Regions from separate parts of the Homo sapiens genome. Here region 2 is linked to region 1. A link is an interaction called in ENCODE POLR2A ChIA-PET data of the cell type or tissue named here. Cell type or tissue: PC-9. All regions are shown on one strand. Each heading gives the region's core, and the rest is flanking DNA. Links, peaks and the distances in the headings are about the cores only.

What was found. ChIA-PET counts read pairs that join two places held together with the same protein. Peaks named below come from ENCODE experiments on the same cell type or tissue, not always from the same donor. Only the 100,000 strongest peaks of a DNase experiment are listed, where the experiment ranks them.
Region 2: POLR2A ChIA-PET joins it to region 1 with 7 read pairs; 2 of 35 experiments call an interaction of 5 or more read pairs at or near these places.

The regions. Positions count from the first base shown.
Region 1 is chr14:80,149,091-80,154,486 of GRCh38, reverse strand. LOC105370591 (a long non-coding RNA gene) reads right to left here. Exons shown (of 3, transcript XR_944070.3): 2 at 4,294-4,390; 3 at 758-975. Among named protein-coding and RNA genes, the nearest start is that of DIO2-AS1, 60 kb to the left of the region's middle. In PC-9, for the core only: no CTCF peak of the experiment used is centred there; a DNase peak (open chromatin) is centred at 2,106.
Region 2 is chr14:80,322,811-80,328,206 of GRCh38, reverse strand. All of the region lies in intron 2 of DIO2-AS1 (DIO2 antisense RNA 1), which reads right to left. Among named protein-coding and RNA genes, the nearest start is that of DIO2, 110 kb to the right of the region's middle. In PC-9, for the core only: no CTCF peak of the experiment used is centred there; no DNase peak of the experiment used is centred there.

The sequences.
Region 1 (5,396 bases), core at 227-5,226:
GTCTTAATTCCACTCTAATAATGAAATTCTGCCTTAAGTGAAAGTTCAGGAACAATTGGAGAGAAAAGGAAAAACAGACAGTAAGTTTTTTAAAAAGTAGGCAAGAAAATGATGCACAGACAATCAACTTCATAGAAAACCCAGAAATGTTATGCCATGGCAAAAATATTTAGCATATTCATAAATAGTGAGGGAATAGGGAAGAAGAAACCAGGAGATTTAGGCATAAAAGAATTCTAGATGCAGTAACAGCTAATATGCACATACACACGCACACACATACAAAATGTTGAAAAATACCGGTCAGAGACAAAATAGAACCCTAAAGATTCAAAGAGTATCTTGTTTTGGTTACTAAGTAATAGAGGGAAGGTCGATAACGTAACTTCACTAGCTAGCCAAGATTTTTTCTTGAGTTTATAAGGATATTGAAATTATACTAGGGCTAATTTAATTTATCAGTAACCCAATTAATATCAAGTAAGTGTAGGCCAGTTAGCTCCATGAATGAGTGTAAGCATTTAATGAAGTCAGAGTCATGAGCTCAGTATGGGCCAGTTATGTTTTATCTATTGGAGAATACATATTATACTCTCAACCCTACTTACCCCAGCCATAAATATATTTGATTAAGAAAGGAATGAAGTGAAAGAAGCAGGGGATGGGGAGCAGATAGGGCAAAATTTATTTAAGAATATGCATGTTTATATAATACATTATTCTATTGGAAAAACAATTTGAAACTGCTGTGTTGTGAAGATAAGTTAGTAACATCATCTTTATTACAAAGTACAATACGTTATTTGGTAAACACCCATAGGTTCCTCAAACTTATAGTCCCCATACATTCAAACACCAACATTTACCAATATGGAAGGAATTGGATGCTTTCCTATTCTTGGGTAATTTTCGTATTTTTTAGCAAGAGAGGTTTTGGTACCGTCCAGGTAAACAATGCAGGGCTTGGATGTGATCCTGTAACATAAATTAATGTATTTGAAAACTGATGGGTTAGAGATGGTTATAGGAAGGAAGGATAGCTCTTTCTAAAGTTTTAATAGATGGTCTAGATTTAAATATAACACATTAGGTTTTTCAAACAGATAATGAATGAAGAATTCTCATTACTAGGCATTATCAAAGCTGTAGGAAAACAGAAAATGTTTTCTAATGGAAAAACATGGAAAATTTGAGTTTCAGTGAGAATACGCTGAGCCAATCCCAAGTCCAGAAAATAAATGGTTAATATGTCGTTAAATTTGTTCAAAGGAAGTCACAGACCAACAATATTCATATTGTACATATAAAGGCACATATGAATGGACATATAACTATGTAAATATATGTGTGTGTTTGTGTACTTAGATCTGAGTGAATATCAATGTACAAGGTCAAAGTAAATATCTGTACTTGAGAACAGTATATATATTATATTTTTACTTAATTTTTAATTAAATGAATAGTTGTTGAAGCTAATAATCAAAGGTTATACTAATGACCTCTGGAATTCTGCCCACCTCAGCAATTTTTGTAGAATTGCCAACATCAAGAATTTACTATGAACATTTATTTTAAATTACTTAATTTTCCACAATAACTCTACAAACTCTTAACTATTTTTGTCAGTATCTTAGAAATGAGAAAACTGAAGTTGAAAGAGGATAACGAATGTGCTGAAGGCCTAATGATTAATAGAAGGGGAAAGCTGTGTCTGATTCCAAAACCCATCTTTTAATTCTATGTTATACCGCCTCCTTTATACTTTTTATCAGAACGGGTAGCATGTAAAAATATATCTATTGGTTTAGGTGTTAAAATTTCTGAAATTCAAAAGAACTTGTGAAATTTGAAAGAAAAACATAGATAAAACTCTTAATTTTTATAGGTGATAATCAGGGCAGATAAACTTACTTAAGTAAGTAATTAGACTTGACAATAAAAGGCTAAGTAGAAATACAAGTGAGATTTTACTACTTAAATTAATATAAGTAAGACTAATAGCTGACTTTTTGTCTTAGCCAAAATATGAACTCAGTATTATGAATTATGCATTACTTGGGCTAAATCTGATTGTGAAATCCTCTAAAGAATTTACTTGAGTCCTGTTTTTCCAGTTAGAGCTTTTATTTGCCTTAGGGAGAATTTGGTAGTGAGGAGAGGTTCATAGAAAAGCAAGCTTTTCTCTAAAAAGAGGGTTTCTCCAACCCACCTCACTAGGGAATATTTTTGGGAATTTATGAGCATACTACCATAAAGAAAAAAGACATGAGCAACAACAGCTGATGTTTCTTGAATGCTTACAACTGTTAGACTCTTTTGAAAAGCTTTACATATATTAACTTGCCTAGTCTTTACAAAACAAAGGCAAGAATAAACCTGATAAGAAACCTCTGGCGTTATGGCACTTTTTTTTTTTTTTCTGTTAGGGATGGACTCTGATTAATTACAAAAGTGAATATATCAATCACATACATGAACTGCCAATCATTTGCTATGTGGAAAGAATCATTCTAGAGTTACTTGAAATACCAAACTTTTTAAACACATTTGAAGTGATTGAATTTATAAAACATTGATTTAGAGAGAACCTTTAAAAATGTCATTTTTAAGTTTAAAAAATATAGGCTGTGTCCTTCTCACATTTATTTGTCTGTAGCCCTAAAATGCCTGGCTGAACCTTGGAAAGATAAGGTCGACTAAGTATAAAAATTCTTCTTTTGTTCTTTGGAGGTGTTATTAAAGTCATTTACTAGATCAGTACTAGATGGGTGACTCAGGGCTCTCCTCCTGAAAGACTCATTTTTACTTTCCTTGGTCCCACTTTATTTCTCTATGGCCATGGATCATGTCAGCACGAGGAGTTGAGAAATATAATATATAGTCTGCTTCTGGTTGTCTGGTCAAGGTTAGAATCATAGAATACTTAAGTTGGAAGAAAAACTCTATATATCATACAGAGGTCTACCACTCATCCATCCCTATATACATGAAAAAAACAAAAACAAAAACCAGAGGGAGGTAAAAAGATGTAACTTTTGCTGAAAAACACTTTTTACCCTTTCATTTTTTCTATATTGACTGAATTGTCCCTCATGTTTTAATAGTATTTAATTTTGGCTATTGTATGAGAATTATGGAGGTAACTGGTTAAGGTAGAGGGTGTTTTGGTAGACTAGATTCTTGGCTATATGTCAGTGAAATTTGTAATTTGATTTCTTTTCATCCCATTTCTTAATGTGGCTATTATTTTTCAGAAATAGTAATTTGACCATTATATAGTGGATACCCCATATCCTCAGGTTCCATATCTGTGGATCCAACCAACCGTGGATCAAAAATACCCCCAAAAATAAAAATACAGCAATAAAACACAATGGGAATAAAAAACAGTACAGTATAACAATTGTTTACATAGCATCTACATTGTATTAGGTATTATAAGTAATCTAGAGATGATTTAAAGTATATGGAAGGATGTATGTAGGTTACATGAAATACTAAACCATTTTATATAAGGGACTTGAGCATCCATAAATGTTGGTATCCACAGTGGTCCTGAAACCAATCCCTGTGGATGCTAAGGGAATTATTACAGTTCATACTCTGAATATTAGGGCTTATTAGCTGGCATCTATCTTTACATGTGTTTTTGACCTTTTTCCTTTCGCCCAATAATTAACTGAGTACTAAGTAATGAAGATATTGCAAATCACACCCTATAAGATTTAATGGCTTCATCATAGTCATGCTGCTTATTTCTGTTTAATTAATCTCAAGAGTGACATTAGGGTCATCTCATCAAGACACCAGAGAGAGAAGGGTGGCTGACAGACAATTTCTTGTCTAGGGATAAACAGGACAACTTGTTTTCACAAATCATTACTTTTTACCCACCCTATGCTGAATACAATGCTAGGTTATGTGGGAAACCCAAGAACGTAAAGGATGTGGTCTCTACTTTTAAGGAGTTTCTGTGGTACTATGTGTCAGAGTGAGGTGTAGGCATGGGTGAATCAGAAGAGGAATCTGAAGTAGTTGGCAAGTGAAAGCTGCCCATGTGAGGTGAGGAAAAGCCAACTATATCCAAGTGAAAAATAACAGCTCTTTTGTGTTAGACACTACTCTAAGCACTTCATTTATATTAATTATAACAGTATGTATTAATACATAATATATAATAATGCATAAATCCAATTTAGAATAATCCAAGGAGGTAGACACTAGTATTACCCTGATGTTGCATTTGAGGAAAAATAGACAGAGATGTTAGCTTATTTATTTTAGCGTACTTACTTGTAGAATGAAGGAAATATTTAAAATCTAGGCAATATGGCACTAGAAGCCGCGTGCTGAATTGCAGGCTCCATGACAGTGGTCTTTGCAGAAATTTCTTGAATATGACCCCAAAGGCACAGGCAACAAAAGCAAAAATAGACAAATGGGATTGCATTAAACTAAAAATCTTCTCTACAGCAAAGGAAACAATTAACAGATTGGAAAAACAATGTAGAAATTGAGAGAAAATATTTGCAAATCACACATCTAATAAGGAGCTAATATCTAAAATGGAAAGAACTTAACTAAATAACAAGAAACAAAGAGCCCAATCAAAAAATGGGCAAAAGGCCTAAATACACACTTCTCAAAAGAAGACATACAAATGGCCAACAAGTATGTAAAAATATGCTCATCATTACTGATCATTTGGGAAATGCAAATTAAAACCACAATGAGATATCACCTCACACATGTTAGAATGGCTATTATTAAAAAGATGAAAGATAAGTATTGGCAATGATGTAGAGAAAAGGGAACACTTACACAGTGTTGGTGGGTATGTAAATTAATATAGCAATTATGAAAACAATATGGAGTTTCCTCAGTAAACTAAAAATAGAATTACTATATGATCCAGTGATTCCACTTCTGGGTATATATCCAAGTAAATTGAAATCAATATGCCAAAGTGGTATCTGCACTCCCATGTTCATTGCAAGGTTATTCACAGAAGCTGAGATGTGGTGGCAATCTAAGTGTTCATCATCAGATAAATGGATAAAGAAAATGGATATATACACAATGGGATACTATTCTGCCTTATAAAAGGGGACAGTCCCATCATTTGTGACAACATGAATGGACTTGGAAGATATTATGCTAAGTGAAATAAGCCAGGCACAGAAAGACATACACCACATGATCTCACTTTTATGTGTAATCTAAAAAAGTTGAACTCATAGAAGTAGAGAATAGAACATTGGTTACGAGAGGCTCAGAAAGGGAGGGGATTGGGGAAAGGAAAGATGTTGATCAAAGGGTACAAAGTTTTAGTTAGATGACAGAAATAAGCTTTAGTGACTTATTGCACAGAATAGTGACTATAATAAATAAAAACA
Region 2 (5,396 bases), core at 210-5,209, 170 kb before region 1:
TTCCCATTTAACAAAGGGCCATAATGAGAAGGAAAAACCCTTGTCACAACTGAAAATTGGGGCCTTAAATGCCATGAACCTCAAATAATTATTTTTCTTTTATTTTGGCAAAAGAGAGGCTGATTAAGCTAGTTAGTATTAGGAGATTTTTCAAGCAGGCTTTTCATTGCTTATGGTGACTTACAAGGTGGTTGGCCCTTCACTCAGAGTGGTATTGTCTCAGGACAGTTAAGCTCTGGGGTAATCAGGAAGTATGAGGAGTGCTACATAGATCTCAGTTCCAGTAAAATCTCTGAGATGTATACCTTGAGCTACTGTTATGGCGCTTATACCTTGTCCTTGCTTGTGAAAGCCTCCTGAATGAAGTGGGGACCCATCCGAAACTGGAACTTTGTAGCAACAGTCACTTCAGTTGTTATAAGAAACAAGATCACATTCCCAGTTCACTTCAAGTTGTCATAGCAAACATGGAAAACAAATATGAAAACACACAAACAAAACTCACTATTATGACTATCTTCAGCTATGTTTAATAAATCTGACAAAACTCCTGGAAAAATTTAAATAGTCATTATAAGAGAAAATATTTAAAAAACTGGAGAATAGTCCCAAGCAATTCAACCTAGGAAGATCATAGAAACAGTACAGATAAATAATTATAAAATGAGAAGGAAATTTTCTTCAGATGAGCACTAGAATTTTGAGCATACAAATATTTATCAAATAAAATTAGGCAAAGTAAACAAAAAGACACTATCCCAGACATAACCTACAACATACTTCAATCTTCAGAAAAAAAGGAAAAGTACCTGCAATCATTCAGGGAGAGGGAACAAGTTATTTAAGGATTATGTCTATTTCACAATATTAAATGCTAGGAGGCAGTCTTCAGATTTTGAAGGATAAGACGTGATTTAAGAATTCTATACTCAGTTAACCTATTGTTCACATAGATGGCAACAAAAACAAATTCTCAGAAATACCAAGCTCAAAGTATTTTAAGTGCAATTAAAAAAAATCTCCAAATAAATAAGTAAATAAATCTATGCTCTGGAACAAAACTTAGAATAAGATGAGTATCTTCCCAATTTGCTTTATTAACCTGATAAGAAACCTTGCAGATGTAGTGGATATTTGCATATACACGTGCAAAATTACAAATTAATCTCATTTATAAATATGAATGCAATTCTAATTAAAATATTACTGTAACTATACTAAAAAATTAATCAATGAGTAAATGCTTCTCTTTTGGAAATACAGCAGTAGCTTAACATTATGAAATGGATTAATATTTAAAACCAAGAAGAAAAAAAATCCTTTTCTTAGTAGATGCAAAAAATTATTTGATAAGATGTAACACTTCATCTTGATCTTAAAAGTCTTCATAACTTTCATAGTAGAAAACTTCCTTAACATAGTGAAACGATCGGTCTGATATTAGTAGAACAGATGATACTTAATTGTAAAAGACTGGAACGATGTCCTTAAAGTCAGAAATAATGTAAGGCCATTAATTATTATTAATTATTTAGTGTTGGCTTCAAAGTTGTAGCACATGCAAGAAGATAGGAAAAAATCAGTGAGTCATAAATATTAGAGCGAAGGAGAAAAAATTGTCATTATTTGCAGATCATATAGCAAACTAAAGAGAATGGACTTAAAAGCTGTTAGAACTACCAAGAGAATGAAACAAGGTAGCCTGTTAAAACTTAAGTGTATACAAATCAGTGGGTTTAATACATACTTGTATTTTTAAAACGTGAAAACATAATAGGAAACAATTGTTATTAATAATAAGTTTTGAAAATATCTAGGAATCAAGTTATCAAGAAATGTATGTCATCTACATAAAGAAAATTTATAAACTTTACTGAGGAACCTAAAAGGAGACTAATGAAAGACTATCTCATTTTTAAAGAAGAATGTAGTTCAATGGGAAATTGTTTATATTTACTTGAAATGGGCAAGACCCAGGCCTTTACAGTATGACTTCAAATAAGGAAAAATAAACTGGAAAAAAATGAACAGAAGTTAACAGTGATTATCTCTAAGTATCTCTCGAATGCTAGATGATTTATTAGTTGCATAATTTTTTTCTCCTCATAAATAAAAATTTCAAAAATTCAGAATAAAACAAAAATTATTTTTTTAAAGTAATAATATTCTTAGTTGTATGCATATGAACACTTCAGCACATAAATCAGTTTTTGTGAAGGTGCAATCTGCAGCCATTTCAGTAGATTTCACCTGGAGTGTTTGTTTAACAATTCTGACTCCTGGATCTCACATCACACTCATGGAATCTGACTATCTTGATGACAGTCCAGGGACTTGTATTTTAAACAAACACTCCAGGTTATTCTTGTACACACTAAAATTCGAGAATAACTAGGCAAAAGGCCTTTCTGAGCTTGCACACAAAGAAGACATGTTGTAGGGTGGAGAATAGAAAAAAAGTTATAGGACCTCTGTTATTCTAGCCCATTAGGAATAGGGTCAGAGACAAAGATGTAAGTTGCCAGGAGGGTGAAGTGAGTTGTTTTTTGTTTGTATGTATGTTTGTTTATTGAGACAGGGTCTCCCTCTGTCTCCCAGGCTGGAATGCAGTGGCACCATCTCAGCTCACTGCAGCTTCCGTCTCCTGGGTTCAAGCAATCCTGCTACCTCAGCCTCCTGAGTAGCTGGGACTATGGGCGCATGCCACCATGCTCCAGCTAATTTTTAATTTTTTTGTAGAGACGAGATCTTGCCATGTTGCCCAGGCTGTTCTCAAACTCTTGGGCTCAAAAGATCCACCTGCCTCAGCCTCCCAAAGTGTTGGCATTATAGGCGTAAGCCACTGCACTCAGCCTTGAAGTGAGTTTTAACAGTTGCTAAGTCACTGCTCTTCATTCTCAGCAGAGCAAGAGTCCCTACCAGGTGCTCATTAGCTGGAAAGTTCTCATGGTTCTGTAAACTCTCATCGCTCTGTTGGAACTCTGTAAAAATTCCAGCTCTTGCGATGGAAGCACTGTCTGTTATGTTCACCACTGTATCCCCAGCACAGTGTTCGGAACATTATAGACACACAATCAATATTTGTATAAGAAAATAATAAATGATAAAGTGATCTGCCAGGTGTGAGTGAAACTCCAGGATCTAAGGAAATCATCTGGGAGCCGGGCTTAGGGTCACTCCCCTCTCTTTCCACACTGCACCTGCTTTCCTTGTAACTTGGTGGTGAATCCAAGATTTCAGAGAAATCAGAAATTACTAACTGTTAGAAAATTCTGAGAATCTTTTACCTTAAGGAAATATGGGAACTTATTGAAGCTTGAGGACCGAAGTTCAGTGGTTTTGGTTTCAGTACCTTAGAATACTCCTTGAGTTTATTTCCTGGAAAATAGAAGATGGATGAACTCCTTATGTTCTAATAGCATACATGATTTTTTATAAAGAGAAGGCCGTGCATTTTCTTGGTAGAAATAAATGCTAAAAAATTATGTTTTGCAAAAATGGAGTTATATGCCCTGTGAAGTTGAATGTGTTGCCTATTAACTGCAAAATACTCTGTATTAGTTTCCTATTGCTGCTGCAATAAATTACCACAAATTCAATGACCTAAAACAACACCAATTTATAATCTTACACCTTTGTAGGTTGAAGTCTGACACAGGTGTCACTGGGCTAAAATCAAGGGGTTGGCAGGGTTGCAGTTCTTTCCGGGGTCTCTAAGGAATTTGTTTCCTTTGTCTAGTTTCTAGAAAGTGATTTCACAGTTTTCTGTTTCTAGAAAGAAACTAGACAAAGGAAACAAATTCCTTAGAGACTCGGGAAACTACCCCTTCCTCCTATTTTAAAGCTAGCAACATTGCATATTTCAGACCAGTCTTCTGTGTTAGCATCTCCCTCTGACTAATCTCACTGGGTGAAAGTTTTCCTATCTTAAATACCTATGTGATTAATTGGGCCCACCTGAATAAGCCACGATACTCTCACCTTCTGAAGGCCCTTAACCCTAATCACATCTGCAAAATTCCCTTTGCCTTGTAAGGTAACATGGCCACAGGTTCCAGGGGTGAGGATGTGGACATTTTTGGGGAGTCATTATTCCACTTACCACAAATCCCATAAGACACATATGTTTTAGGAATGTTTTGGGATATGGATGACTGCAGCAGTGCTTCTTGTTCCATAACAGAGTGTCTCTGTCTTGCAACTAAATCAGACAAATGTTCATACTGCAAATGCCAGAGGTTGCAAAGAATTTACAGCTTAGAGAGAAAAGAGAATGAAAGCTTTATTTATAAATATGGTGCTTCATTTGACCTAAAAAAGTTGAGCTGAGATTCTGTTCTTACCATGAGGATTTGACAGAGAAATAACTGTTTTCATGTAAACAAGTGCACTCTTTACTTCAGTTAAAAAATCTGCCACTTTGTTCTGTACTAGGATTGTGGTATTTGAGTTGATGTTATTTGGAGTTTTATGGTCATTTGGACGGTGAGGAATTGAAATGCTGAGATTTTGGAGTTAGGCATTGTCTCTCATAAGAAACAAATTACTTCTGACCGCATTTGTTTTAGAAAAAAGAAGGCAAAAAAAGATCTCTGACTGCAGTATTATTGATATATATAAATGATGATCATAAGATAAACCAAATACACAGGACTCTGAGCAAGATTGGTAGAATTTAATTAAGACACAGGAAGGGGTTCAGTTGGTATATTTACACACTGTGTATGTCAGTTATTTGCAGAGGAACATTAATAATCTGAGGAGTGTGTGGCCTGTATTTGTCTGAGTATGTAAATAATAAGGTCCTTTTGCCAAAAGTTAAAACTGTTTATAGCCTGTGGAGAATTTCATAGTAACTATTTTTATCCTGTTATTTCTCTGTATCCTATGTAAACATCACTCGAAGAGGATTATCTGCAACAAGAATTAGTTAGCATTATAAATAAGATGTACTCATCAAGCTTTCAACAAGATACTGCTTTCCACATTGACATGCTGTCAGAGGCCTTCAGGACTGCAAAGATATCACAATGTGTAAAAGGGACCCATGCCTAAGCAATCCAAGTGTCCTTTCTTTCTACATAAATCTCTCTTGACAAGTGGAATGAATTCCCATGCACACTTAAAGGATGTAGGTGTGTGTGTTGGGTGTCTCTTTCTGCCAATGAACAGCCAATTTCACTATAAACCACTGAATAAAATTCCTTTATATTCCCAAATATTTTGGCAGTGGAACCAGCTATTAATGTGGTTACCTGCTCATGATACTGGTCAAGAGAGAAACAGCAATTCGGTGCTAGGAATATAAACCATAGGAGTTGAAGGGTCCCAGAAGTTTTTGCTGCTGACTAAAGTCATGTGGTCCTAGGTCTCTGTTTCCTTAGTTTGGGGGTGAA